2 separate regions of the Homo sapiens genome follow, and region 2 is linked to region 1. The links are chromatin loops, found by intact Hi-C in ENCODE. Cell type or tissue: CD4-positive, alpha-beta T cell. All regions are shown on one strand. Links, peaks and the distances in the headings refer to the core of each region. The heading gives the core; the rest is flanking DNA.

Region 1 (14,816 bases), core at 4,603-7,102:
TCTACATGGTGCATATGGTCTCCAGAGCCAGCAAGGTGTGCAAGACCCGGCAGCTGAGAAAACTGACCACTTGGCCGGGCGCGGTGGCTCACGCCTGTAATCCCAGCACTTTGGGAGGCCGAGGCGGGCGGATCACGAGGTCAAGAGATCGAGACCATCCTGGCTAACACGGTGAAACCCTGTCTCTACTAAAAATACAAAAAATTAGCCGGACGCGGTGGCAGGCGCCTGTAGTCCCAGCTACTCCGGAGGCTGAGGCGGGAGAATGGCGTGAACCTGGGAGGCGGAGCTTGCAGTGAGCCGAGATAGCGCCACTGCACTCCAGCCTGGGCGAAAGAGCGAGACTCCATCTCAAAAAAAAAAAGAAAAGAAAAGAAAAGAAAACTGACCACTCGATTATGAATAAGCTAGAACATTTATCCAGAAAAAAAAAACAGCTTTGTCCAATTGGGGACCTAAAATCTCAGGACCTATGTCCCCTTCCTATAGAGCCACATCACTTTCCTAATGCCCACCCTCGATCCCACCTGCCTGCCAAGCTTCAGGTATCCAGAACACAGCATGACAGCAAGCTCTGTGATTCCCACAGGTTTTCCCAACCTACCCCAGGCATAGCTACATCTTTAGTTCTGAGCAGCAGGGAGTGACATGCAGATGGTCACCCAGACAGAGAAAGACCTTCAAAAGGAGGGCAGGCTCTGTCCCGCAGGCAGTACCTATTGACACAGACATCAGTAGGCAAATCTTTCAGGAAGATTTTCATTAAGAAAGAACGAAAGAGGCCCAGTGCGGTGGCTCACGCCTGTAATCCCAGCACTTTGGGAGGCCAAGGCGGGTGGATCACCTTAGGTAAGGAGTTCGATACCAGCCTGGCCAATGTGGTGAAACCCCATCTCTACTAAAAATACAAAATTTAGCTGGACGTGGTGGTGGGCACCTGTAATCCCAGCTACTTGGGAGGCTGAGGCAGGAGAATCACTTGATCCCAGGAGGCAGAGGTTGCAGTGAGCCAGGATCACACCACTGCACTCCAGCCTGGGGGGCAACAGAGAGAGACCCCGTCTCAAAAAAAAAAAAAAAAAAAAAAAGGATGAAAGACAAACAAGGCTGAAACTGGCAGGCTGGTACATTTCTAACAACCTACCCTAGGCCGGGCGCAGTGGCATAATGCCAGCATTTTGGGAGGCCGAGGAGGGCAGATTGCGAGGTCAGGAGATCGAGACCATCCTGGCTAACACGGTGAAACCCCGTCTCTACTAAAAATACAAAAAATTAGCCGGGTGTGGTGGCGGGCGCCTGTAGTCCCAGCTATTCTGGAAGCTCAGGCAGGAGAATGGTGTGAACCAGGGAGGCGGAGCTTGCAGTGAGCGGAGATCGCATCACTCCACGCCAGCCTGGGCGACAGAGCGAGACTCCGTCTCAAAAAAAAAAAGAAACAAAAAACAAAAACAACAAAAAAAAAACAACCTACCCTAGTAGGGAGCAGGAGGTAAGGCCTGATATGTAGTGTTTGCCAATTCCTGTGGTGTAAACACACCCACTGTGGCAAATTTCAAGCTACAAACAGGACATCACTAAACACAGAGTTGGGAAAAGACATGCACACCACTGGATAAAACGCTCAGGCAGCTACGGCTTATTCTTCCCTGGGAAGGGGGGTATGTCTAGAATGCCCCTTACTATGGAGAATGACTGTGGCAAATAGGGTTCAACTGGCAGGCTGACCCAATCAACTGCCCACTGATGTGATGTGGGGCAGGTTTCTGAGGCTGCCTCCATGCTCAGGGAAGAAGGTGGCCATGTGGCTACAGACCTGGCCCTGGGTTTGCTTTTTTTTTTTTTTTTTGAGACAGAGTTTTGCTTTTTTTCTCCAGGCTGGAGTGCAATGGTGTGATCTTGGCTCACTGCAACCTCCGCCTCCTGGGTTCAAGCAATTCTCCTGCCTCAGCCTTCCAAGTAGCTGGGATCACAGGTGCCCACCACCATGCCCAGCTAATTTTGTATTTGTAGTACAGATGGGGCTGTTGGCCAGGCTAGTCTCAAACTCCTGACCTCAGGTGATCCACCCACCTTGGCCTCCCAAAGTGCCAGGATTACAGGCATGAGCCACTGCGCCCACCCGGGTTTGCTATCTTGAGGATACATCTGGAGTTATGTGCTCATGATTTTTTTTCCATTTTAAAACTTTGATTTTATTTTATTGTTTTTAGAGACAGGTCCTGCTCTGTCACCCAGGCTGGAGTGCAGTGGTGCAATCATAGCTCACTGCAGCCTCGAACTCCTAGGCCCAAGCGATCCTCCCATCTCAGCCTCTCGAGTAGCTGGGGCTGGGTCTACAGGTGCCACCACACTCAGCTACATTTTATATTTTTTTGCAGAGACAGGGTCTTGCAATTTGCCCAAACTGGTCTCAAACTCCTGGCCCCAAGCAATCTTCCCACCCTCAGCCTCACAAAGTGCTGGGATTATAGATGTTAGCCAGTGCACCCAGCAGCCATCATGATTGACTGGTGACGTCTGTTCCAGCTCCAGGATGAAAGAGCAGTAGCACTTCAGCCAAGCATTTGTGGCTCCTGATTGGAAGACGTTTTTCTTGCCCCTTAAGCACAGTGCAAATGCCACCTCCTTGGTAAGCTCTTTTCCAATCTTACTTTCTCCCTGGCATAGGGCCTGCCACAGCTCTGTTCATACAAAGAGAGCTATCAGTGCATGTGGTACAGATGCTAGTTGTTTCCCCAATATCTGAGCTCCCTTTTTTCTATAGTAACTGAAGTTTTGGTTGTGCACAGGGAAGCCCAGCTGAAGAATACATTGCTCAGCCTCCCTGATGACAGGAGCGGCCATACAACTGGGTTCTGGCCAGTGGGAAGGAGCTGAAGTGTTTAACTTTCAGGTCATGCCCTTAAAAATAAAGAGGGACACTTGCCCTTTCCCCTCTCCCTTCTTCCCTTCCCTCTGGCTGGAGTGCAGACATGACGGCAGGAGCTGGAACCATCTCAGCTCAAGAGATGGAAGCTGTGTGTCGAGGATGCACCAAAGGAATGAACTAGGTCCGGGCTGTCCTGGGCCCCCATAACGACTGACACTTGGACTGGGACGTGGGTCCGAGTGCTGCTCAGCCTCTGATGTTTTAGCTTTTGTTACACAGCCAGATGGTGCCTTGACTAACTCAAGGTATGGCCATCATCCCACCTGTCTGGCAGGGCAGGGGTCTCATCTTTATACGCTGAGCCCCTGGCAGAATCTGGTGCAATATACATAGTTAAAGCAAAATGAACAGGCTACTTTAACCAAGGTTTATTTTGTGGGTTGGTTTTGGCATTTGGTTTTAATTTTTATTTTATTTTATTTATTTATTATTTTTGAGACAGAGTCTCACACTTGTTGCCTAGCCTAGAGAGGAGTGGTGCGATCTCGGCTCACTGCAACCTCCACCTCCCAGGTTTAAGTGATTCTCGTGCCTCAGTAGCTGGGTAGCTGGGTTCTCCTTGAGTAGCTGGGACTACAGGTGCACGCCACCATGTCTGGCTAATTTTTGTATTTTTTGTAGAGATGGGGTTTTACCATGTTGGCCAGGCTGGTCTTGAACTCCTGACTTCAAGTGATCCACCCGCCTTGGTCTCCCAAAGTGCTGGGATTACAGGCATGAGCCACCGTGCCTAGCCAGTTTTGGTATTTGGAACTGGAAAATAACAGTCTGAGCTTCAGAGGGGACAAACACAAACATGAGGCAGAAGGAACAGCAAGTAAACACGTGCCCAGAGTAGGCTGGGCTGCTCACACCCCCAAAACATCGCCAGGTGCTGAGGCCTGGGCTCTGTGTCAGACTCCTGGGTGCAGACCCCGTGGGGACATTCACTGGGTAGTGGGACTTTTGGCAAGTTACACCACCTCTCTGAGCTTCCGTTGACTAAGCTGTCCATTGAGAACAATACCTAGATTGAAAGGACTCATAATAACATGTGAAAAGTGCCTGGCCTAAAATAGGAGCTTGGTAACTGGTAGCCCTCATTATTTATAACATACAGTTTAACGCCCTCGTTTCATAGGAATGAAAACAGGACCTAGACAGGCAAAATGATTTGCTGAGGGTCGCACAGTGTTAATGACAGAGCCAGGATTAGGGCTTGGGGTTCTGACCCCTCCTGCAGCACCCTGGCTTTGTGAGAAGTGGTCCTGGGTGAATACAAGGAGTGAGGAGTTGGTGAGAAATTTTGAAAATGAAGCTGGGTGTGGTGGTGGATGCCTGCGGTCCCAGCTACTCAGGAGGCTGAGGCAGGAGGATTGCTTGAGCTCGGGAGTTGGAGGCTGCAGTGTGCTATGACTGCACCACCGCACTTCAGCCTAGGTGACCTAGCAAGATCCCATCTCAGAAAAGGAAAGGAAAGGAGAGGGGAGGGGAAGGGAGGGAATTTCTGACAGTGATTCCAGAGATAATCAGGATGACCTGAAATTACTTTGAAATGCACCAAAAAATAAAAATAAAATGGATTCATGGCCAGGCGAAGGAGGGATAGATGGACGGTGAGGTGATAAAGCAGGTGTAGCTTGGTGTTAGTGGTAGAATCTAGGTGATGGCTGAATGTGTTCCCTGTAAAATGCTTTCAACTTGACCATGTGTTTTGAACATTTTCACAACAGAATGGAGGGAAGAGAAAGGTAAGAGGGAGCCACTGTAGCTGTTGCAGCAGGAGCAGACCCCAAAACACCATGCATCAGACTTTCAGCCCTGCCCCTGTGGATGTGTCCTTGTTCTTCTTCTTGGGATTTAAGGACATTTAATGAGCGCATGTGTCTTCAAGCCCCCTTGCTTCCCCATCTGCCCCCACACCTGGAAGATTCCACAGGTGGCGTGGGCCAGCTCTCCATCCTGCCCTTTGTGCCCTCAGTGCATGACAGACACTGAGTGAGTGTCAGCCCCTTCCTCCGACACCTTGTCTGCCTGTCCAGAGAGGTCCCCCCACAGCCCAGCCACCAGGTTGATGCTTCTGGACGTCTGGCCGACAGCTTCCTCAGCTGTGTTCTAGTGACCTGGCAGGTGTCCTGAGTCATAAATAAGGCCACTAGTGGATGTTTCCAAAGCTTCCCCTACCACGGCGCCTTCCCCTCTCCCACCAACAGTCCGTCATGACAGCCAGCCTGCATGAGCCTTTTCCTAGGGTTGTGTCTCCTGAGGCTGCTCAGCGCCTGGCCTGCCAGAGCCCACCAGACAGGGTGCCCACCCTTTCCAGGCCTGAGTTCCCACTTAGAGAACCACTTACAGAAGGACAATGGAGAAAGGCAGTTGGGGCACCAAATGGAGTGTGCCTGCATGTGGGGGGGGAGGGGAGGGGGAGGGAAAGCAGGAAGAGAAGATACAAGAGGAGAAATAAGAACAAGAGGAAACATAGAAGGAGGAGGAGCAGCCCCCTTCATGGGGGTGGACTCTGTGTCCAGTTCTCTACCAAGGACACTACATTTATCACCTCGCTTGGTTCCCACGAATACCTTCAAGGTCGCTCCCCCCTGGCCCCCATTTTTCCATCAGGAAGCGGAGGCACAGAGTGAGAAAGAGCTGCCCAAGGCTCCCAGGCAGTTCACGGAGCCACTGGGAGTTACACTCAACCCGTCCAACCCCACGTCCCTGTTCTCAGCCACCACAATAAACCACCAAGGTTCCACAGCCACAGGAGCTCAGCCCGGAGTCCCCACCGGGTCTCCCAAGGCAGGGAGATGGGGCTGGAGGCCATGCCAGGTGCACGGTGCCCAGAGCTGCTTAGGAAGCCTCGCGGTGCGGGCTGGGCACCAGGCAGTGTCTGTAGGATGGAGAAATGAATGAGGCTGAGACACAGTGTCGCCTCTTCCAAACGTGACTTTCCCTGAGTCTCTGTGATTGGTCACCTGAGAGGGCAGCCCTGGTCTCCTGGCGTTTATGTCCGGGTCTAGAGATGCCCTCCCCAGCCAGGTTTTCTTCTGAGGATGGAAACTCAGAACCTCACCACAGGAGGAAGAGCTGGGAGCACTTCATTTTTTTTTTTTTTTTGAGACGGAGTCTCGCTCTGTCGCCCAGGCTGGAGTGCAGTGACGCGATCTCGGCTCACTGCAAGCTCCGCCTCCTGGGTTCACGCCATTCTCCTGCCTCAGCCTCCCGAGTAGCTGGGACTACAGGCACCCGCCACCACGCCCGGCTAATTTTTTGTATTTTTAGTAGAGACGGGGTTTCACCGTGTTAGCCAGGATGGTCTCGATCTCCTGACCTTGTGATCCGCCCACCTCGGCCTCCCAAAGTGCTGGGATTACAGGTGTGAGCCACCGCGCCCGGCCAGGGAGCACTTCTAAGACCTCTGCGGAGGGTTGCTCAGGTCCAAGTCCTTCACCATGGAAGGCCTTTCAGATGCGGCAGCCACGGTGCATGGGTTGAGGGTCTCCACCCACCAAGAAGCAGGAGCATCTGATGCACATTCAGCCCACGATCCCCATCCACTTGGGGGCTGTGCCTGCAGCCACGTGACACAAGGGAACAGCCACAGCAGTGGGCCACAAAGAGAGTGTGGGCTAATGTGCAGGGGCAGAATCTTGACAGCCTCCCATGGGCTGGCAGCAGGGAGGGGCACATTTGCACAAATCCTACACGCACAGCCCTTCACACACATGTGGCTGACAATCACCCACACATCCAAGACGGGATCTGGCGCACAGCCCACCAGCAACAGGCGCTGGCAATCCCCAGCTGCTCCCCTGCTGCGGCGCAGACACCATTCAAGGTGGGATGGAGAGAGTCACTGCTTCCAAGGTCACACACCCCAAAGGGAGATGCTGGGCCACGGAATGAAAACAGGAGGATCAGCCAGAGTCATTGGCTCTGAGTCACACAATGGGACATATAGGCCCATTCATTCCACATTTTTATTGAGCAACTACAACGAGCTAAGCTGCACAGATCATCCAAATAATCGGCACGTAGAAAAGCATTCTAATCCTTTCCTGGCCCTGACGTGATGGGAAGAACTTGGACTTCTGGAGTCACAGAGCTGGATGGAAATCCTGGCTCAGCCAATTATTGGCTGGGGGAGCCCGGGCAAGTGACTCAAGGCCTCTGAGCCTGTTTCCTTGTAAAAGAGCAGTGCTCGGGCCTGCCACGCCAGGTCAGGGCAAGATGACTGAAGAGCAAGCGCCCAGCACCGGCCAGGGGTCAACGTCCTCAAGGACGCAAAGTGCAACAAGCAGGCGTCACGATTGCACCGCCCTCCACTGTCTGTGGCAAACACACAAGCAAAGATGGCTTCGCGCCTGCGCTGGGGGAGGCAGGGAATTGGCCTCAGGAGGACGCTGGCCCCCTCAGCTGCTTCTCCCAAAGCTTCTTGGGAGGAGAAATGATCCACCCCAGCTGCTGGGAGCCTCAACCCACAAGCAGGCCTGTCCACCCGGCAGCGGCCGCATGCAGGCAGGAGGGGCTCCGGCAGCCTCCAAGAGTGAGGGGTCGTTCAGCCCTCCCCCAGCTGGAAAGGAGGCTCCAGGCTGGGCAGGAGCATTTGGGGAAATCCAGTCCCTGGAGCTAGGTCATACCAGGGAGATGAGGCTGCTAGAAGCTTCCTTGGTGCCCACAGCAAAACACAACCAAAGTGGGACCCAGACCCCAACCAGCTCAAGGCCTGACTCACATCAGAGGGAAACTAGCGCCTGCCGCATGAGTGAGCGTTCATGTGCGTGTAAGGTAGAGACAGACCTTGGGCAAGTCCCTTTATCCCTCTACGCCTGTTTCCTCATCTATAAAACGGGGTAACACTACCTACTTCACAGGGTTGTCATGAAACAAACATGCATCAATATTTGTAAAGTGCTGAGAACAGCATCTGGCACAAAACAAGAGCGACAGATTTGCTAAATAAGTAAAAAATAAGACACAAGCTTAAAGCAGAGCTTGGTACACCGTGAGCATCAAGAGCTGTGCTTCTTGACCCTTCTTCTCTGTGGAGATCCTCCCACCAGAAGTGGGAGGGACTGCCGAGGCTGGAGCCTTGTTCTAGGGACCCTTGTGGGGAGTCTTTCAGCCTAGAGGGATCTGTCTCACGGACTATACCTGCCTCGGGTCTTCGTGTTCTTGTGCATGTGTGCATACATGTGTGCACACACATGCAATGTGCGTGTGTGCATTCTCATGGACTTGTGACAATCTGCACACACATGCCCAGAACCCATCTGACACAGTGTTTCATTAAGATGTTGGAGCTCCGATGAATGGATTGCGGGGCTGAGACACTGTTTCCACAGGAAGCTGCCTCAGCAGCAAGCCTCCTGGTCCTCACAGACAACCAAAAAGAATGGAGCCTGCTCTCATTCCCTGCCCTAAAAATGATGCATAGTGTGTGGGGCCTGATGCTGGAGGCCCCTCTAGTAGACATATCCCCAATAACATTACATTCTGAAATTCAAGTTGTCGTAAAATAAGACAAGCAAAGATGGTATTGGCAGGGACCTCTGAGGTCCCTTCTATGCACTCCTGAACAACTCCCACATGGCCCCTGCTTGAATGCTTCCAGGCATGGGGAACTCACTACCTTGTGAAATAGCCTGTTCCACCGTCCTCAAGTGAACATTGTGAGAAAAACACCTCTTTCTGTAAAGAGTCAAGCTCTACTCGCTAGCACCTTCCAGGTACCTGGTACTAGCTTCATATCTTGGGGGAACTCAAAATAAATGCTCCCTTTCTACCAGACAACCCACCAACTACTTGGAGACAGTGGCTGTAGCCCCTTGCTCCATGCAGCCACCCCATCCAGTCTCCTTCTGGAATCTCTGACGTGAACACAAGCCCTCTTGCCACGCAGGTCCCTCTCCTGGGCCCCTCACCCACCTGCGCACACCCTGGAGAGGCCGTTCGTTCTGTGGGTGAGACCCATTGTGGGTTGAATTGTGTTCCCCCAAAAGACATATGCAAGTCCTGACCCCCCAGTACCTATGAATGTGACTTTATATGGACATAGGGTCTTTGAAGATGTAATTGGGTTATTTGAGGGCATATTGAATCAGAGTGGGCCCTAAATCCAATGACAGGTGTCTTTATAAGACAGAGGTAGGCTGGGCACAGCAGCTCATGTCTCTAATCCCAGTGTTTTGGGAGGCAAAGTCTCATTGCCTGAGCGCAGGAGTTTGAGACCAGCCTGGGCCCTCGTCTCTACAAAAAAATTAAAAAATTAGCCAGGCATGGTGGCGTGCGCCTGTGTCCCAGCTACTTGGAAGGCTGAGGTGGGAGGATTGCTTGAGCCTGGGAGGCTGAGGCTGCAGTGAGCCATGATCACGCCACTGCACTCCAGCCTGGAGGACAGAATGAGAACCTGTCCCTAAAAATAAATTAAAAAGACAACAGAGAGGGCAGTTTGGACAGAGACACAAGAAGAGACACAGGGTGAAGGCCAGGTGGGGGGTAGGCCGAGCTGCAAGCCGAGGAATACCAGGGGTTGCTGGCCGCCGCAGAGCTCGGAGAAAGGCATGGGACAGTCTCCCTCGGAACCCCCAGGAGGAATGAACCTTCAGACACCTCGGTCTGGGATTTCTGGCTCCAGAAACTTTAGGGAAGACATTTCGGATGTTTTTGTTTTTGTTTTTGTTTTTGTTTTTGAGACGGAGTCTTGCTCTGTCACCCAGGCTGGAGTGCAATGGCGCGATCTCGGCTCACTGCAACCTCCACCTCCAAGGTTCATGCCATTCTCCTGCCTCAGCCTCCTGAGCAGCTGGGACTACAGGCACCCACCACCACGCCCGGCTAATTTTTTTTTTTTTTTTGTATTTTTAGTAGAGACGGGGTTTCACCATGTTAGCCAGGATGGTCTCGATCTCCTGACCTCGTGATCCAACCGCCTCGGCCTCCCAAAGTGCTGGGATTACAGGCATGAGCCACCGCACGTGGCCGATTTCGGATGTTTTGAGTCACCTCATTTGTGGTCCTTTGTTATGACAGCCGCAGGACAGTAACACAGGGCCTCAGCAGGGTGGCCCGGCAAGGGCCCCTCCCCCACGGCAGCCCTTATTTTGTCTCATCTGCAGGGTCACCCAGATGCTCACCCCGGCTCTGGTCAGCAAGTGTCAGTGCATTTTCCCACGTCCAGCAGTAAGGGCAGCACCGCTGCTGACCAAGCACCTGCCATGTCGGGGCCCCTGTGTGGTCCTGGGGCTCCTCTCTCCTGTTCACACTTGGCAGCTCAGTTCCCTTCTCTGCACCTCATCTGATGCCGGGGCTCTGGGCAAGCCTGGGGGACCTGTGCTTTATTTCACAGATTTCCCAGCTGACTTCATCAGCCCCTGCACAGGGCCCGCCTGAAGGGCCGCTGGGCTGGGCGCCAACCAGAGTCCTCAGCAGCAGCCTTCTCGGCTCTCTGACCTTGGCCCATGTCTCAGGGGCAGGGCCTCCAAGGGCCCTGGGGCCGCCTCTGAGGTCAGCCTTCCTGCTGACCGCAGCTCACACAGAGGAGGGCCTAACCTTGAGTGTGGCCGCCCGTGACCTTGAGAGATGCCCAGAGCTGCAGACGTGTCTCCCAAGCCCTCCAGAGCCCGGGACAGGAGCCACTCAATGTCCCCAGTGCCATAGGCAAAATTTGCTCTTCTCAACATAAACTGTCCCCAGCCCCACTTAATGTTCCCTTCAACGAGCAGCAACAAAAACATGGTTTTCTGCCAAAGGTGGGGCCTACAGTTTCCCAGAACCCGGTTTCCTGCCAGGCCTAGGTACAATCCACAGGAGTGCTCGCCCCTGACTCGTGTGTGTGTGTGTGTGTGTGTGTGTGTGTGTGTGTGTGTGTTGTGTGCACGCGCACATGTGCCTGCGCAAGTCCCTCCATGTGCAGCCTTGGGAAGGGTGGAGAGGCTCACGGAAATTCTTTCTGGCACTTAGTAAGCCAGAAAAAAGGAAAATGAGATCTGTGTACACATGTGCAAGTGCATACACAGCACACAGGCACACACATATACACACTCAGCACACACCACACAGGTCCACACGTGCACACATGTGCAGGCACACACCACACAGGTCCACACGTGCACACACATGGGGGCACACAGCACACAGGCACACACAGGCACACACACCCCCCTGCAGGAAAGCCCTTCCTTGTCTTTCACTCTGCAGGGTCCTCAGGCTTCATGAAACAAGATTGAATTTTGGAAGTTTGATAAAAGGTCTGTCTGGAGCATTCTGGTCATCTCCACCAGCCCTTCTAGTTGTGGAAGGCATGCCTCGTGGCATCTACCCACCTCCTGTTCCCACCCTCACCCCCGCCCCCGTTTCCTCCTCTCTGCTCCTTTAGCCCACATGCTGCCTGCTCCAATCCCAACCTTTGCACTTGGACGGGAATTATTTCCTCTGTAGAAGGGTGTAATGCATGTGGGGACACACACACACACACACACACACACACTGCACTGGAGGAGAGAAGAGAGGCAGAGCTTCTTCCAGATCTAGAGCTCTAGCGAGTGACGGGATTTCTCCTAGAGAACACGTGCAGAAGTCTGCGTTACTGGAAGAAGACACTACCCTGACTCACACTCTCTCTCCTCTCTCTCGTCTCTCTCACAGAGAAGGAAAGGCCCCAGCAAACAGTGGTCATGTGGGCCTCCTGCATGCCACTGGTAGCCCCCCAGCTAGGACCACCTCTCCTTTATCCCTGGAAGCACAAGAACAGAGAGAAGGGTGAGTTTCTGCCTTTGGGGGCTCCTTTCTGCACCCCTCTGGAGCTAACCCCAGGGCTGTGGGCTGCACAGGAAGGAGGGCTCAACAGGCTTCCCGCCCAACCCTGCCCCTCTAGTGAGGAGCCGACCCACCCTGTCTGCAAAAGATGCTGGTTGGGACCTGATGCTGGGCAACTTGAGGAGAAGAGAAGGGGGACAGGGGCTGAGGCCAGGCCCCTGGCCCTGAAACAGCCATAACTCCTGGGGTAGAGTCCAAGGGTGCTAGGCTGGAGACCCCACATTCGGCCAGCTGGCAGTCACCACCCTGGTCTAGCCAGTGGTCTAGGGCACCATAGCCACCCAGACCAGGAATTCCACTTTTCTGGACTGTACTAATGAGGAAGGTTGAGCCTGTAGGTTTTACACACTCATGGCAACTTCAAGGCAGAGAGGCCACTGCCAACTGAGGGCCACGGGCAGGAGCTTTGTGAGCCCATCAGCAAGTCTGGAAGATCAAGGCTCCTGGTCACAGAGAGTAGCTGCTATCTGGTCAATTCTGCAGAAAACATTATAGCTCTGGACAAAATATTTGAAAGAACAAAATAACAACAGCCTGGAGTCAGTATAGAATATCTCAAGTAGGTAGAAGCTGGAGTAGAGTCTACACCTGACAGAGGGGAATAAAACTAGATAAGTTTCTGGTTTCTGGAGGCTTTTTTGCCCAGAGGTAGGTACTGAGCAATCAAACTTGGATAAAAAGTCTTAAAAGCATCCAGGGAAAAACAACATGTGGTCTACAGGGGAATAGCTAGATGAATGCTGATTCCTTGACAGAAACAACGGAGGCCAAAGACACTGGAACCCTATATTTTAAAGTCCTGAAAGAAAAAACTGACAACTCAGAATTCTATAACCAGTGAAATTATGGTTCAAGAATGACAGCAGGCTGGGCACAGTGGCTCACACCTATAATCCCAGCATTTTAGGAGGCCAAAGCAGGCAGATCACTTGAGGTCAGGAGTTCGAGACCAGCCTGGCCATCATGGTGAAATCCCATCTCTACTAAAAATACAAAAATTAGCTGGGTATGATGGCACATGCCTGTAGTCCCAGCTACTTGGGAGGCTGAGGCAGGAGAATCGTTTGAGCCCGGGAGGAGAAGGTTGGTGAGTTGAGATTGGGCAGGAGTTTTGAAATCACACCATTGCACTGTAGCCTGTGGGGAGACAGAGTGAGACTCTGTCTCAAAAATAAAAATAAAAATAAAAAAAGAAAGAATGACAGCAAAATAAAGATTTGCAGATAAGTGAAAATGAAAGGGAATTAGCTGTCTGCAAACCTGCACTACAAAAACCGTGAAGCAAGTTCTCCAAGATCATGGGAAATGAGACCAGATGGGAACTCAGCTCTTCAGGAAGGAATGAAGAGCACAGGATATAGCAAATACATGGGCAAATAGAAAAGATTCTGTTTTACTTTTAATTTCTTTAAAATGCATGGGGCTGTTTAAAGCAAAAATTTCCTTATTGTATTGTCTAGTTTACAATGTGTATGGATGTAGTAAATATCTAACAACCATCACATACAGGATGGAAAGTGGTAAATGAACCCATAGGATTGCCTAGTTCTTACACTTTTTTTCCATGAAGAAAAACAATGTTAATTCTAAGTAGACTGTGAAAAGCTAAGAATGTGCAATAGAATCTATAAAGTAACTACTAAAATAGCAATACAAAGAGATACAATTAAAAAGTCAAAACAGGCCGGGCTCAGTGGCTCACGCTTGTAATCCCAGCACTTTGGGAGGCCAGGGTGGGCGGATCGCCTGAGGTCAGGAGTTCGAGGCCAGCCTGGCCAGCATGGTGAAACCCCGTCTTTACTAAAAATACAAAAATTAGCCGGCCGTGGTGGCAGGCGTCTGTAATCCCAGTATACTAGGGAAGCTGAGGCAGGAGAATCACTTGAACCCAGGAGGCAGAGGTTGCAGTGAGCCAAGATCATGCTATTGCACTCCAGCCTGGGCAACAGAGTGAGACTCTGTCTTAAAAAAAAAAAAAAAAAAAAAACATAAATTAAAATAGAATTCTAAAAAATACTTAATTAACATAAAAGAAGCCAAGAAAGCAAGATGAAAGAAATAAATATCAAAGAGCAAGGTAGTAGCTCTAAACCCAGTCATATCTATAACTATGTTAAACAGAAATAGCCTGAATATTCCAATTAAAAGGCGGAGGCTGTCAGAATGAATAAAATAGCAAGACTCAACTATATACTATCTACAAAAGATGCTGTTTCAGTATAAACACAGGTTGAAATTTTCTGTTTGGAAAAAGACATACTGATGCTGCTTGAATGATGATGGAGTTATGTCTTGACAAACCCATCATAAGTGGAAAATAAATATCATCTCAAAAATGCACTTAATACATCTAACTTACCGAACATTCTAGCTTAGCCTAGCCTACCTTAACATGATTAGAACACTTACTTCAGCCTACAGTTGAGCAAAATCAACAAACACAAAGCCTATTTTATAATAAAGTGTTGACTATCTCATGTAAGTTATTGAATACTGTACTGAAAGTGAGAAACACAATGGTTTCACACATACTTAAAGTACAGTTTCTACTGTATACATACCACGTTCGCACCATGGTAAAGTTGAAAAACTGTAAGTCAAACCATCATAAGTTTCTCCATAAGCCTCTCCAGCCTTCTTATGCATCCCAAACAGCATGTTTAAGAAGGCTGGAGAGGCTACATAAATATCAATAAAGTTGAGTCCAAGATAAAATTATTACGAGATAAAGGAATACATTCATCATGGTTAAATGATCAGTTCATCGAGACACCATTATAATCATAAATGTGTATGCACCTAACCAAAGGAGCTTCAAAATACATGATATAAAACCTGAAAGAATTAAAGGGAGAAATGGGCAATTCCACAATCATAGGTGGAGACTCTTTTTTTTTTTTTTTGAGACGGAGTTTCACTCTTGTTGCCCAGGCTGGAGTACAATGGTGCAATCTCGGCTCACTGCAACCTCCACCTCCTGGGTTCAAGCGATTCTCCTGCCTCAGCCTCCCGAGTAGCTGGGATTACAGGAGCCTGCCACCACGCCCAGCTAATTTTTGTATTTTTAGTAGAGACAAGGTTTCACCATGTTGTC
Region 2 (14,816 bases), core at 6,814-9,313, 540 kb before region 1:
TGGTCCGAAGAAGCACATCATATTCTCGTATACAGCTCTGTGGGCATAAAGAGTGTTCATATCCACGACCGGAGGATGATTTATGAAACAGCTCACTCTGCCAGGCGTGGTGGCTCACGCCTGTAATCCCAGCACTTTGGGAGGCTGAGGCGGGCAGATCATGAGGTCAGGAGATTGAGAGCATCCTGGCTAACATGGTGAAACCCCGTCTCTAATAAAAATACAAAAAAATTAGCCAGGCGTGACGGCGTGTGCCTGTAGTCCCAGCTGCTGGGGAGACTGAGGCAGGAGAATGGCGTGAACGTGGGAGGTGGAGCTTGCAGTGAGCCGAGATTGCACCACTGCACTCCAGCCTGGGTGACAGAGCAAGACTCCATCTCAAAAAAAAAAAAAAAAAAAAGAAATAGCTCACTCTTCCTCTGGAGAGTGGGGCAGAGGACAGGACCAACAGGGCTTCGTTCAGGCTGCACAGGGCAAGAAGGTGCCTGCCTTTGATGGCACCTCCCACCCCAGGCACTAGCCCAGTAGCATAGGGTTCAGAAGGCCATGCCCTGACTGAGATATAAAGGGGGACGCCACCTGTGCTTCCACCTTTTCACCTCCACCCCGAATGTTCTTCTCATCTCAGATGCGGAGGTATTGGAGGGGCAAGGGAGAGTAGAGAAAAGCCAGAGGCCTTGACCAGGTATCTGGGCCTGCTGAGGGCCGCAGCCCTGCAGAGAAATCTTGGGCCCTCATGAGGTCCGTGGGCATGGCGGCTAGACCTCAGGCAGGGCTGGAGGGTGGGGCTGGGGGGTGTTTGTCTTTGGGCCCCACCCTTACTCCTTCGACCCTTTTTGAAGTTTTCTTGCACTGTCTGCTTTTCCTTTGCCTCCAGAGCCCCTTCCCTTCTCAGCTCTCACCTTCCTAGTCCTCTAATTGGCTGCTCCAAGGCCAGCCCCTCTGCTGTTGGCCTCTTTGTCACCATGGTTATGAATTTTGGCTCCTTCTCTAGTTCAGAGCCCTGCAGCTCTTACACGCCGCAGGGAGCACTTTCTAAGAAGGTTCTAAGTGCTCCCAGCCTGGGAACAGGTGCCAGATGGGGGCTGAGAGGGAGCCCTGAGCTCTTGAACTCCTGGGCACACTGAAGTGTGTTTTCGGAGGCACGATCCTGGCTGAGCAGGCAGGGCGCACTCCCCCGCTCGGCTTTCTTCCTTCATCTGGAAAGCAGCCCAAGATGGCTCTAAGCTTGAAAATCCTGGTGGAGAATCCCACTCTCAGTGGTTCCAAAGTTTAACAACTACCTCTTGCAGCCCAATAGGTGAGGGATGTGTGTGGCATCTGCATTCCCGAAGTCGCTGAGCATTCAACCTGGAGGTGCCCTGGGTTGGGGCATTCCCTTGGGGCTTTGAGGTGCATGTCTTGGGGCACCTCTCTGGAGCCAAAAAGGAAGGCTGCAAAGAAGGAAGTGGCAACCACTGAGCCCCAGGAAACTCGGCACTGGGTCGGGTATGCCGAGGGATTGTCAGGTCTGCAGGGGGGTCGGCAACCATCCTGCCCCTGCCATCTACAAAACTCTGCTTGCCTTCCCCAATCGCCCCATCACCCCATCGTCAGAGCTCCCTGTCCTTGATATGCACGAGGCTGGAAGGAGACAGCGGCCTTCAGAGCACTAGGAGGGCTCAGCCACCAGATGACAACTTGAGATTCAGAAAGGGAAGCTTGGATTTGCATATCACTTTGCATCTCATTTGCATGGACTCACAGCCTGGCAGAACCTGCATCTCTCTCTAGCATCCCCTAGGCGCCTGGGGCTCCTGGTGCTTTCTTGGTTGCAGAAGCTTGGCTCTGTGCTGGGCGAGGAGGGAGACAGGACTCATGCCCGGGGCTGGGGTGGCACACTGGCTTCTCTGGAAGCGTGGGATCTCCAGAGGTCCAACTTTCCCTGGAAAACCCATCAGTGGGCAGGGAGAGTCTTCCTTGGGAGTAATTTTCTCTGTTATGCCAAGAGCTCACTGTGATTTCAAAGTGCCCGTGTGGCTTCATTTGGGTCACTTGGTTCTCTGTGGCTGCCAGTAGCACAGTGATCCCTGAGTGCGGTCCGGGGGCTCTAGAAGGGGGAGAATGCATCATTGTGTGTTTGAATGAACCACAAAACTTCTTTCATCAAGCTCACTTCAAGTGACCAGAGGCTTGGCTGGCCCCTTCCTGTCCTGAACTGGCCGGCTGCAGAGTCCCCTTCCCTATGGCAGGCCAGGTCAATCTCAGGTGCTAGGGCTTCCAGTGAGCCCCCGAAGGACCTACCCTGGCCCTTCTGATGAAGGTAATTCATCTCTTTACCAAGGAGGGGTTGGGGTGTAACTGAGAGAGGATTTGGGGTGTGCAGGATTGCAGGTGTGGCTTGACTCTGCCACTCCTGGGGCTCTCCTTCAGAAAGCAGACAATGACCATGGAGGTAATAGCCACAAGCTTTCCTCTCCTCTTTCCTCCTTTGAAAATGGGCAATAATTGGCCAGGCTCACTGGCTTTTACATCCAGCACACAGGAATCCAGACTTGGGAGCTTCTTGGAGGCAGCCGGGCCTGTGTCAGGTGCCTGAGATCCAATTCCAGCTCTGACACTTATAGCTGTGTGACCCTGGGCAAGTTCCAAACCTCTCTGAGCCTTAGCTTCCTGCTGCGTCTTAACCACAATGCTGTCTTGGAATTGGCGATCATTGGCAAATCTGAGGTGCAGGGCTCAGCGGCATCTGTCCTTTGTGAAGGGGATTCTTAGTGCAGACATCTCCCTACTCCCCTGCATCACCCTCTGCCCAGTTTTGGCGGCTTTGCTTTTAGGGCAAGAATCAAGCCTCACTCCCCAGGATCTAGCAGAGGTGGGTCCTGGATCAGTCAGTAGCAGCATCATTCTGCCCCTGCTCTGACAAAGGGAGGCCAGCCTGGGGCCTCAGGGATGCCAGGCATAGGATCCTCTCCTGGAAAGAGCAGGAAGCTGTGTTTGCCACCGAGGTACTGACAATTTCAGAGAAACCCGTGACACCCAGCCTCCTCCTCAGGCTCAGAAAAAGGGAAGGGGGGTGGTGGGGGGAGGGGAGCGGAGGCGAAAGAGAGACTGGGATCTGAGAAATACTAAGCAATAAAGGGCTTTAAAATAGATTTACTTTAATTATATACTTCGGTAACTTGCTGTAGTTTCCCATCCCATTATTAAATTACAACAGTAACTCATCTAATGGATTTTCGCGGAGAAAACATTCATTTTATTTTATTGTGTTTTTGTGCTATAGTCTATAATGAAGGCAACCAAGTCGCCCTTGTACCCGGAATGGGCCAGGGTGTGGGGAGGGGTCTGAGGAGCAAGGCGGGAGTCAGGATGCCGCCCGATAATTCCCGGAGCTGCCAGGGGCTCTCAGCCGTGAGGACCTGAAGGTGGAGGACCAGGGAGGGAGGAGATGTCTCAGCGAGAAGGAGAGGCCGAGGTAGGGTCTCATGGGGTGAGAGGGGTACAGACAGGGTCTACTGGGGACAGATAAGCCGCCCTCTACCTGTAGACAAGACAGACAGATCCGGGCCATGACATCCCCCCGGGTCTGAGCAGGTCCTGGGAGCAGGGGGGAGCTGGAGCGGTTCTTTTGAGCTTCTGCTTGGCTGCTCTTCGGAGATGAGATGGGAAACATTAGAGGTGAAGAGGCAGCAGGAGTTGTCTGGGCACGCGGTGGCTCACGCCTGTAATCCCAGCACTTTGGGAGGCCGAGACGGGTGGATCACATGAGGTCAGGAGTTCCAGACCAGCCTGGTCAACATGGCGAAACGCTGGCTGTACTGAAAATAGAAAAAATTAGCCAGGTGTGGTGGCAGGCACCTGTAATCCCGGCTACTAGGGAGGCTGAGGCAGGAGAATCACTTGAACCCAGGAGGTGGAGGCTGCAGTGAGTTGAGATTGTGCCATTGCACTCCAGCCTGGGCAACAAGAGCGAAACTCCATCTCAAAAAAAAAAAAAAAAAAAGAGGCAGCGAGAGCATCAGAAGATGGCCCTGAACAGTTTTCATTTTCTTTTTTCTTTTTTTTTTTTTTGAGACAGGGTCTCACTCCATCGCCCAGGCTGGAGTGCAGTGGTGCAATCTTGGCTCACTGCAATCTCCACCTCCCAGGTTCAAGCAATTCTCCTGCCTCAGTTTCCTGAGTAGCTGGGATCACAGGTGCGTGCCACCACGCCCAGCTTATTTTTAGGTTGTGGGCTTGGTGGAATGATTCCTGTTTCTTCATCTATTTTTTTCCACAGCTCTTTTAAGCTGGAGTCATCGGCCACCTCTAAACCTCCAAATGTCACTTTGCCAGAGGATCAGACAAATATATAGAGAAAAAGAATGTACTGGGGTAGTCCCTACAGCCCTCTGTGGCGGGGACTGAAGTTGTCACTGGTAATAATAATAATAATAATAATAATAATAATAATAATAATAATAAGTTTTAAAAAGTGTGTTTTGAGCATTTAGGGTTTGCTTGGCCTTGTGCTAAGCATCTTTTAAGTATATTGTTTAAAAAGTTATCATAGGACCGGGCGCACAGGCTCAGGCCTGTATTCCCAGCACTTTGGGAGGCCGAGGTGGGCGGATCACTTGAGGCAAGGAGTTCAAGACCAGCCTGGCCAACACGGCAAAACCCAATCTCTATTAAAAATACAAAAATTAGCCAGGTGTGGTGGTGCGTGCCTGTAATGCCAGATACTCAGTACGCTGAGGCAGGAGGATCGCTTGAACCTGGGAGGCGGAGGTTGCAGTGAGCCGAGATGGCGACACTGCACTCCAGCCTGGGTGACAGAGCAAGACTCCATCTCAAAAAAAAAAAAAAAAGTTATCACACCAAAGATCAAAACAATTGAACTCATGGACCTAGAGAGTGAAAGGATGGTTACCAGAGACTAGGAAGGGTAGTTGGAAGCTGGAGGGGCGGTGGGGATGGTTAAAGGGTACAAAACATAGTTAAAAAAAGAATAAGATCTACTATTTGATAGCACAATATGGTGACTATAGTCAATAATAACTTAATTGTACATTTTAAAATAACTTAAAGAGTGTCATTGGATTGTTTGTAACTCAAAGGATAAATGCTTGAGGGGATGGATACCCCACTCTCCATGATGAGCTTATTTCACATTGCATGCCTGTATCAAACATCTCATGTACCCCAGAAATAAATATATATATATATATATATATATATATATATATTTGTACACCTACCGTGTACCCACAGAAATTTTAAAAATTTAAAAACAGTACAAAAAATAAAATTATCACATCAATCTTATGAGGTAGCTATTAATAATTGTTATTTGTCATTTACATACGAGGAAACTGAGGCTCAGGTTCGCTTATAAGATGGACCCCTACTAAGTGCCTGATGGAGATCTTGAACCCAGACAACACGACCTGAAGCTCACGCCAGTCCCCATGGGTTCTCTCTTTTTGTTTTTTGAGACAGTGTCTCACTCTGTCGCCCAGGCTGGAGTGCAGTGGCATAATCATGGCTCACTGTAGCCTTGACTTCCCGGGCTCAGGTGATCCTCCCACCTCAGCGTCCCCAGCTAATTTTTGTATTTTTAGTAGAGACAGACTTTTGCCTTGTTGCCCAGGCTGGTTTCAAATTCCTGGGCTCAAGCGATCCTCCTGCCTCAGCCTCCCAAAGTGCTGGGATTACAGGCGTGAGCTACCATGCCCAGTCCGCATGGGTTCTCAGAGGTTAGTGGGCAGGCCCACCTGGGCAGACCCCATTCCCGGAGTTTAGGGGGGACAGGGGCAGGGGTGCCCGGGAAGGGCCCTTTATGAAGCATCTCAGATAAGAAGCTGTGCTGAGCTGCAGGCCTCAGAGACCTGAGCTGCAGTGGAGGTAGCTGAGCTCCAGGGTTGCTCCCCAGAGAGGCTTGCGGAGGCCCCGTCCTGCTCTTCCTCCCTCCTGCTCCTGGCGCAGCGCTGCTCCCTGGAATGGAAGTCACCTGGCTCCTGCTCTCCCTGTCTGGCCTTCTGTTGGCCCTGCCTGACCCTGAGTCCTCAGGGATGGAGCCTGGCCCGTTGGGGCTGATGGGTGGGCCTGGAAGCTCAGTGCCTGGCTGAGGCCCCATTGCCAGGGCCCTGCCCTGGTTCTGCTTGTTGTTCTATTGCTCTTGCCTGCCCACTCCTGCGTGTGTCCTTTCTGGCCCTGCCCACACCTGCAGCTCACACGAAGGGCCTCAGGGGCTGCTATCCCTGTCCTATCCCACACTGTGCTTCCTTGCAACCCCAGGCCCAGCCCTTTTGCCTTGTCCCCAGCAACTCCTCAGGCTTCTACCTGGCGTTGCTCTCGGGATTCAAGGTGACCAGCTTGCTACTTGAGGCCACGTATGGTAAGACCCCTTCAGCACCCTCTGGCTCAGGGCTGTCCCCGGAGGGGCTCACACCTGCCTCACCCCAGCCACAAGGGCCACTGTGTACTGCATACTCCAAGCCCACTCTGTGCCCAGGTCACTTCCTCCATCTCACCTGTGGGGCGAGTCTCCACCTGGTCCTAGTTCAGGCCTCCTCCATCCTCCACCCTGAGACTCCTCATGCTCCCAGCCTTTAACCCCCTGAGGCCTGACGAGGAGGAGGAGAGAGGGGAAAATGCCTGCTCACCTGCACATTGTCACGGGAACAAACCATCCCCACAGGGACTGGCATTTGTAAGCCATTGTCATACATGCTTGGCACGTTAGAAATCCAGAGGGCAGAATGCCTCCCTCTCTCCACTACAAATAAAGGTAGCCAGGCAGGTCAGAGTTAATGAACAACATACCATGATGTCTTCTTTAACAAATCCCTGGCAACTAAGCTTCCTCACCACAAACAAATGAACAAGTGCCATTCAGCAGCCACTCCAAGCTGGTGTTAGGTCAGTGCCCGGCCAGAGGTTCACGATATCTATGGAAAGCAGGTTGCAATGGCTCGGGCGGGAGAGTGTAATTGATGGACAAACTCAAGCACTCAAAGGCCACCCATTTGCTTCCCACCTCAAACCTCTTAGCCAGTGATACAGAGAGAAGAAGAGGAGGAAGAGGTGAGTTCTGTCTGTTACCTCTGATTTCCCTCTCTGAGAGCCGAGGTTTCTTCATCTGCTGCCCCGGAAACTCAGCCGGCCCCTTTTGCTGGGGCAGGCCATGCACGGTGGGTAAGAAAGCCATCTGTGTGCACTCTGTGGCTTCCAGCGTCTCTGGGGTGATGCAGGTGTGTCTCTGAGATATTCTGAGCATCGGTGTCTGGGTGCCCTTACTCCGCATCCTGGGACACTGGCTTTTGCATCTTCGGTGTCACTTAAGCTGTGGTGCATTCTTTTGCGCCAGGCCATCCCATGTCTGACGTGACAGTGTTTCTTTAGGACAAACCCCCTCTATCCTACGGTGGCGTCCCGGGTGTGCGGTGTCCTGGTTTAGGGGTTTAGGAACCTCAAGAACATGGGAGACAGAATCTCGAACGGCTCCCCGGGAAGCCTCGATCTCTGTGGTCCTCCATAGTGGGCATTTGGAGGGAGTGAGCCTTGGTTGTGAGATTGGAATGAGTTTGGGTTTCCAGCTGATGGGGAGCTTTTATTTCTGATCTGGTTTACTGCCCATTGGTTTCTAAATTACAGCTTTACCGTCACCCTCTGTGTGTTGCGGGTTTGGTTTCCCAGGCAGCAGGCTGAGTCTGCAGGATGGTTATTGAGGAACAATGGAGGCGGACGCTGGAGCGGCTGCGGGAGAGCCTGGCCAGGGCAGCCCTCAGAGCTGTCCTGAGTGGGCTGAGGCAGCCAGCCCTGCTCTCCAGCACAGGCCTTTGGCTGTGGCCCCTCAGGGGAGGGCGTCGCCGTGGGCAGGTCTCTGTAGCTGAGGGGTCCTGGGGCGAGCTGCCAGCAGCAGGTAACGCATCCACCATGAGAGCCCTGCGTCCACTGCGTGGTCTTGGTGCTCGGGGCTGGCCTCACTGACGCTCCAGGGTGGCTGAGACCTGAGCCTTGGCCTCCACGTCCTCACCGCCCAGGTCCTAGCCAGTACATTCAAGTTCCCTCTGTCTGTTCAGAGAACTCTTACTCATACTGTAAGACCGAGGTCAAATGTCACCTTTGCTGAGCTGCCCGTCTCTGACAGCCACCTCTCCAGCACTGGAGCTCCGTTCCCCTCTCAGGGCTCCACAGCGCCTCCTTCCTACCCATCCTGGAATTTACATTCATCCTATGGAAATAGTGTCTCGCAAGCCTGCTCCCCACCCTGCACCCACCAGGAGTCCCCTGGGGTCAGACACTGTCTTTTCTTTCTCCTTTCATCGTTGGTTCCCAGGTTCCATGCCTGGAACCTGGAAGCGGCTCCTGATTTTGCTGAATGAATGTGGGAGGGAGAAAAAGGGAAGGGGTGGCGGAGGCCCCCCTCCAGCCAAGCAGACCCCCAGGTGTCAGGCCCCAGGCAGAGCCCCTTCCCCCAGCCTGGGACCCTCACTGCTTCTTGCTCCTGTGGACAGGAAAGGCCCCATCCTCAGGGGCCACAGTGGCAGAGGCCCCTGGGGAAGCGATGACAGACAGGCGCAGCCACTCCTGCTGACATCTCTCCTAGACCCTCGTCCTCCTTGGAGAACCTCCCCTGGATTCTCAGTAGCCGGAGCTCTGTCAGCTTGACGGGTGGAGTGAGGGTCACCAAGAGCCCTTCCTTCTTGTTTTAAACTCCCTCCTCTTCCTTGACCAGGAGAGTCTGAGAGCAGAGGAGGGAGGGGGGCTTACCCCAGGGGTGAGGATGTTGAGCTTTCCCTCCCTGGGGCTGCCACCCGACCCTTTAAAGGTTAAATGTGTTTATGCAGCATCTTCAGGAGGCTGCTGGGTCTGACAAAACGGAGAGAAGAGTGATTAATGGCTGGTGTCCTTGCTGCCGCCACCACAGGGAAGGAGGCTTCCATGGCTGCCCAGGAGCCACTCCTGTGACTCCAGGCTTCAGCCTTTCAGCAGGCTTCGGGACGAGTACTTCTGGACCAAGAGGAGGCTGCGATTCTGGAATGGGGCCTGGAGGGAGGCTGGGGCGCTGCTCTCTTGGGAAAATGAGAGTTTGCTCCAGGCCAGAGCGGATCCTGTGGGATTGCAGGCAGAAGGGAACAGAAGTTTCTGAACCACTGAGGCTTGTTGTAGAAATTCATGACTTTTACATTGTGCCCTGTAATATGGTCCTATGTGTCTTAGTAGAACAATTATGCTTTAGGTTGTGCAACAATCAAATTACTTAAGTTAACACCGGCCAGGCGCAGTGGCTCATCTCTAAAATCCCAGCATTTTGGGAGGCCAGGCCAGGAGGAACACTTGAGCCCAGGAGTTGGAGACCAGCCTGAGCAACATAAGGAGACTCCATCTCTACAAAATATTTTAAAGTTATCTGAGTGTGGTGGCACCCAAGACTTGGGAGGCTGAGGTGGGAGGATCGCTTGAGCCCAGGGTTTAGAGGCTATAGTGCATCATTGCACTGCAGCCCCGGGAGACAGAGCAAGACCCTGTCTCAAAACAACAATGACAACAACAACATTTACTCCTCCCATCCCAATCTACTTAAGTAAAATGATTACTCCAGCAAGCTGTGCTGATGAGTGTGTCCTGAGCCCCTCACCCAGAGCTCCTGAGGACCCCAGTTGGAGAAACCTGGGCTTACAGGCATCCCTGGGAGGTGGCAGGGGAGGAGGTGGGGATGGGGAGCTGGGGGGAAGCCAGCATGGCCTCAGGTTTCTGCCACTGCCCCAAGGCCTGGACCTCTGTTGGAGGTGTGCTGGGCTTGCATCTTCAAGTAAGGGCTCCGTTTTGCAGCATGGCATCGGGCACAGCCTGGGTGCTCAGAGTGGGCTTTTTGAGTGAATGACGAATGCATGAAAGGTGACTCTCAGAGCAGAGTTCAGAGGAAGCCAGGTGTCAGGGGGATGACCAGACCCTTGCCCAGGAGGGAGGAGTCTCAACTGTGGGGGGTGGGTGGGGGAGAGTGGATGGGAGGGTGGGGGGCACGCAGCCCTGACACCTGGCACTCCAGCCAGCCTTGGGCCTCTGCTGCCCTGTTTGGGGTCTTTGATACAAGCATTCCTGCAAGAGCTCCTTGCACGCCGACACCTTCCCATCGGGAGAGGCTGGAAGCATGGTGGTTGCCTGCCGTGTCCCAGCTGTTGTGGGTGCTTCTTCACGGCCAGTTCCTCTGACCTGGAATGGCCAGACTCGTCTTGAAGGGTGAGAAGTCATATCTCCGAATGCCCAGCAGGGTGCCTGGCAAGGGCTGCTGCTCTCTTATTATTATCATTAACGTTGGGAGATCGGCATTGAACTCACCTCTTGAGAGTTGAGGAGCCCCTGGTGGGGGACACTAAGCACCTGCCCCCACCGAGGGGACAAGCTGGGGTTGGCACAGAGCTCTCTCCCGCTCCAAGTCCTGCCTTCCCCGCCGGGCCACAGCTGCTCCAATCACGATGCTTCCCAAAGGACTTTCTGCAAGTGACCCTGGCCTCATCTCTTTCTGAGGACTGTAGACACCTCAGGGAGAGGGACACTGTGTCGGTTTCCTGTGGCTGCTGTAACAAATTCGCACAGACTGAGAGCCTTCGAACAGCAGGCATGGATCCTCTCACGGCTCTGGAGGCCAGAAGCCCAGGATCAAGGTGTCAGCGAGGTGGGTTCCTTCTGACGGCTCCAGGGAAGAAGCCACCCTGTGCCTCTCTTCTTGCTTCCGGCGCTTGCCTGCAGGCCTCAGCGTTCCTTGGCTTGTAGACTCCAGTCTCTGCCTTGGTGGTCTCATGCGTGTGTCTCTGTGTCCAAATTTCCCTTTCTGGCCAGACGTGGCGACTCACTCCTGTAATCCCAGCACTTTGGGAGGCTGAGGAGGGCGGATCACCTGAGGTCAGGAGTTGGAGACCAGCCTGGCCAACATGGTGAAACCCCATCTCTACTAAAAATACAAAAATTAGCTGGGCGTGGTGGCAGGTGCCTGTAATCCCAGCTACTCGGGAGGCTGAGGCATGAGAATCACTTGAACCGGAAAGATGGAGATTTCAGTGAGCTGAGATTGAGTCACTGCACTCCAGCCTGGGCAACAGAGCGAGACACTGTCTCAAAAATAAAAAATAAAAAAAAATTCTCTTTATTTTAAGGATGCCAGCCTTTGGACTGAAGTCCCACCCTATGACCTCGCCTTAATTTGATTACGTCTGCAAAGATGCTATTCCAGAATAAGGTCACATTTACAGTTGCTGGGGGTATGATCGCTTGGAGAACACAGTTCAAACCCCTGCAGACACAAATTCATGCCTGCCCACCAGCTCGAGCCCCAGACACTGCTTTCAGGGGAGCCCATGCCAAGGCAGCAGGTGGGTGTCTGTCTGTCTGGAGGATCTGTGGGGAGAGTAGGTTACTTTGGGGTTTGTATAGGGAGGCAGGACGGTGGCTGTGCAGAGGGAGAGAAGGGAGATGCAAAAAGACCCCAGGGAAATGAGGAACAAATGGGGACGGGACACAGGCCTCTGGAGGGAGGTGGGATCCTTAAGTCTCAGGGGTTGGGGAAAGAAAGCTGAAGGCATTTTGAGGGAAGCAGTGCATAGCCCAGTGATCTGGCAGTGGTGAGGGTTCTAGGGGGAAGAAGAGCAGGCTGTGGGGTCTGATTCCTCCATGCGCTATCCCCCAGTAGGCGAGTGGCCTGATCCTTTTTGACCTCTGCTTTCCCTTCCCTTCCCCTTTCTTCCCTTCCTCTTCACTTTCCCCTTCCTCTTCCCTTTCTTTCTTTCTTTCTTCTTTTTCTTTTTTTTTCTTTCTTTCTCTCTCTCTCTCTTTCTTCTCTCTCTCTCTCTTTCTTGCTTCTTTCTTTCTCTCAGAGTCTTGCTCTGTCACCCAGGCTGGAGTGCAGTGGTGCCATCTCGGCTCACTGCAACCTCCCCCTCTCGGGTTCAAGCAATTCTCCTGCCTCAGCCTCCTGAGTAGCTGGGATTACAGGTGCATGCCACCATACCCAACCTTTTTTTTTTTTTTTTTTTTTTTTTTTTTTTTAGTAGATATGGGGTTTCATCATGTTGACCAGGCTGGTCTCAAATTCCTGATTTCAGGTGATCCTCCTGCCCCGGCCCCCCAAAGTGTTGGGATTACAGGCATGAGCCGTCGTGCCTGGCCTTGATCCCTGTTTTCTGATTGCCCTAATTGGGAGAATAACTCCTCCCCTATGAGACAACAGATGAGAAAGTGCTTGGAAAGTAAAAGCAATGTTCACCATTAAAGATTGTAACATGTGGAGTGCTGCATGACTGAATTGTCAAACATGAATAACTCAGCTCTTTTCAGATTCACAATCATGATCAATGCCTCCGGGACTATGAAAACGCCATCATGAATGTTTACATTATTCTCTTGGGTGAGCGGAGCTTTGGAAAGGAAAAAAAGGAAAGTCTAAACTGACAAACTTCTGAAAACACTCGGGTCTGGCAGGAGTTCTCTTCTCTCCCCGAGAGCAGAATTGGGGTTGAGCGGCACTTGGTAGGCGTGGAGCGCGCTTCAGTCTCGGGCCACTACCCCAGGCGTTTTCTCATCTGACACTCACAGCAGCCCTCGGGTAGGCAGACACGGTGTATTTACGCCTTTCATTCGAGTCCCTTTGGGGGAGCAGGAGGGAGGGAGGGTGTGAGTGTGTGCGCGCACCCGTGCATGGGGGAGGCGGGGCCTTTCGATTCCGATGCCAGTTACGCAGACACCCTCACATCCTCGGATATACCGCCACCGAGCCTGAAGTGCTGACAATATCCCCATTTTTCTCTGTCCTGACAGCTTTTGAGATGCCAGGCCAGCCTCCCTTCCTAATCGGTCATTTTCTGAGGAGGGGCAGCTCGGGCGGTTGTTAGAGCAGAACGCACGGCTTCAATCCCTCTGTGTGGTGGACCTTGTTGCGCAAGGGTCCCTGTGTCCGGCACGTCATCGCCCTCTGTGAGAATGAGCTCTCCTTCCGGTCACTGCGCGGTGATCGCAGCAGAGGGGACGTGGCATTAACAGCACGCGGTTGCTCCACTCACCCCTGGCTTTGTAGCCTACAGCAGCTTGAAACACATGACGCTGTAACAACCTCTACCACGCCACGGAGGCATTCTTTTTTATTGTTTCCATTTTCTAGTTTGTGGCAGATTGGATTCCTGTTTCTAATTCTTCCCTCCCTCCCTGGTGTAGAATTTCACATTTGCCTCTTTCGCCAGGTGGCTTTGCAGTGCGTTCCCGCCCTCCCCCGCCAAGAGTGGGTGCAGAATTTTTCCCTGCTCCGCGTCAATGCTGGGTGTGGCCATGAGCCCTGAAATTACACATGGAGCCCAGCCTCTGCTGATCTGTACCCATTAAGAAGAAAAAATGTTGATCTTTGTTGCTGTAGGTCATTGAGATTTCTGGGGTTGTCTGTTATGTAGCATTATTCTAGCGACTAGTTCCCAGGTCATTCATTCACTCAACAAACACTGTGTGGCTGCCTTGGGTTAGGAATGCTGCTAGGAGCTGGAGATAAAAAGACAGGACTTAGTCCCTAGCCTCGGGGGTCTTACTGTATAATAGAGTTGTGGCTGTCAGGCTGTGAGGAGACAAGACAAAGCCAGTTCCCTGTCGCACAGGGGTTTTCAGAGTTCGGGGTGGAGAGGGTGGAAATGGGAGCCCCAACAGGCAGGGTGTCAGGTAGGGCAGCCCACGTCCCACCCAGAACGACATGCCTCCTTTTTAATCTGTGTCATATTTTGGGGTCTTGAGTAAGGTGCTATTTCCCAGAAGGATCCTAATGCCAAAACAGTTTGCAAAGCTCTGTGGGAGGAAGCTGCAGGTCACAGGAGGGGAAACTTAGATCACACAGACTCAATAAGGAAGACCGGGGCTGCTCCCAAACCTCAGGCATGATCCACTGGGATCCATCAGCAATGTCTTTTTCCTCTTTATTATTTCTTCCAAATACCAGCCCTGGGAGACACGTTAGAACCCATCTAGCTACACATAACAGCTCTCCACATCTCTGTGGGAATATAGACAGGCCCGAGGCAGGGGGCTGGCTCAGGGTTCCACAGTGGCAGAGGAAGAGCCTCCACAGATCCCGCCTTGCCCTCTGTCGCCAGCTTCTCCTCTCTGCCTCCATGATCTGGAACCTTCAGCTGGTCAACTGAGCCACGCCCGGTGCTGTGGTGCTTCCCCAAGCTGCACACGCCGATGGCAGTGAGGAATGACTGCGCCCATTGCATCACCTCCTCGCTGTCAGTGAGCCAGTGAGCACCTGCGGCTGCTTCGAGGGGAACTACAATAAAACTTCCAAGACAGTCCACTTTTTAGGAGGTATAAGCAAAGAGCAAACACAACCTGTCAATCGTGCCGAATGCTGCTGATGCTGTTCTCTCATCCTAAAACAGACGATGAAAATGCTAAGCTCTGTAAAGAAGGACTTAGTCATATTCAAAATTCTCCAATAAACACCTCACTGTTGTGTTTCGCCAGCTCCGCATTACACGCAAGTCTCAATGGCCCGTGGCTCAGTGTCCTGCTCCGTGAAATGACGGAATTGGACACAGCTCACAGCTCACTCTGGAGTTAACTGAAGCCCTTGAAGGAAAACCACCAGGTTTTCTAAGAGTTTATGGCATTATTTATTTTTATTATCCTCACCAAAAATTTATGTTCAGCCACTTTTTTTTTCCTCTAAATTTTCTGGAACGTTTCTCCTTAGTGTTCTTCATTCATGAAGCACATAAAAGTCTCTTTGACCTTATCTCTCTCTCTCTTTTTGTAAAGCTCTTCTTGGTATTATTGAATTTTATTCATAGCAAGACCCATCTGAGGCAATCCTGGTG

What was found. Peaks named below come from ENCODE experiments on the same cell type or tissue, not always from the same donor. Only the 100,000 strongest peaks of a DNase experiment are listed, where the experiment ranks them.
Region 2: a loop joins it to region 1, with 4 times the contacts of the local background. A loop is called at or near these places in 1 of 110 quality-filtered maps.

What each region holds. Positions count from the first base shown.
Region 1 is chr17:77,347,188-77,362,003 of GRCh38, reverse strand. All of the region lies in intron 2 of SEPTIN9 (septin 9), which reads right to left. Among named protein-coding and RNA genes, the nearest start is that of MIR4316, 42 kb to the left of the region's middle. RefSeq lists enhancers at 4,980-5,481, 7,743-7,812. In CD4-positive, alpha-beta T cell, for the core only: no CTCF peak of the experiment used is centred there; DNase peaks (open chromatin) are centred at 5,093 and 5,633.
Region 2 is chr17:77,885,914-77,900,729 of GRCh38, reverse strand. LOC107985087 (a long non-coding RNA gene) reads left to right here and starts at 6,887. Exons shown (of 4, transcript XR_001753033.2): 1 at 6,887-7,050; 2 at 10,506-10,645; 3 at 11,124-11,339; 4 at 12,069-12,180. RefSeq lists enhancers at 8,914-9,462, 9,903-10,403. In CD4-positive, alpha-beta T cell, for the core only: no CTCF peak of the experiment used is centred there; a DNase peak (open chromatin) is centred at 8,142.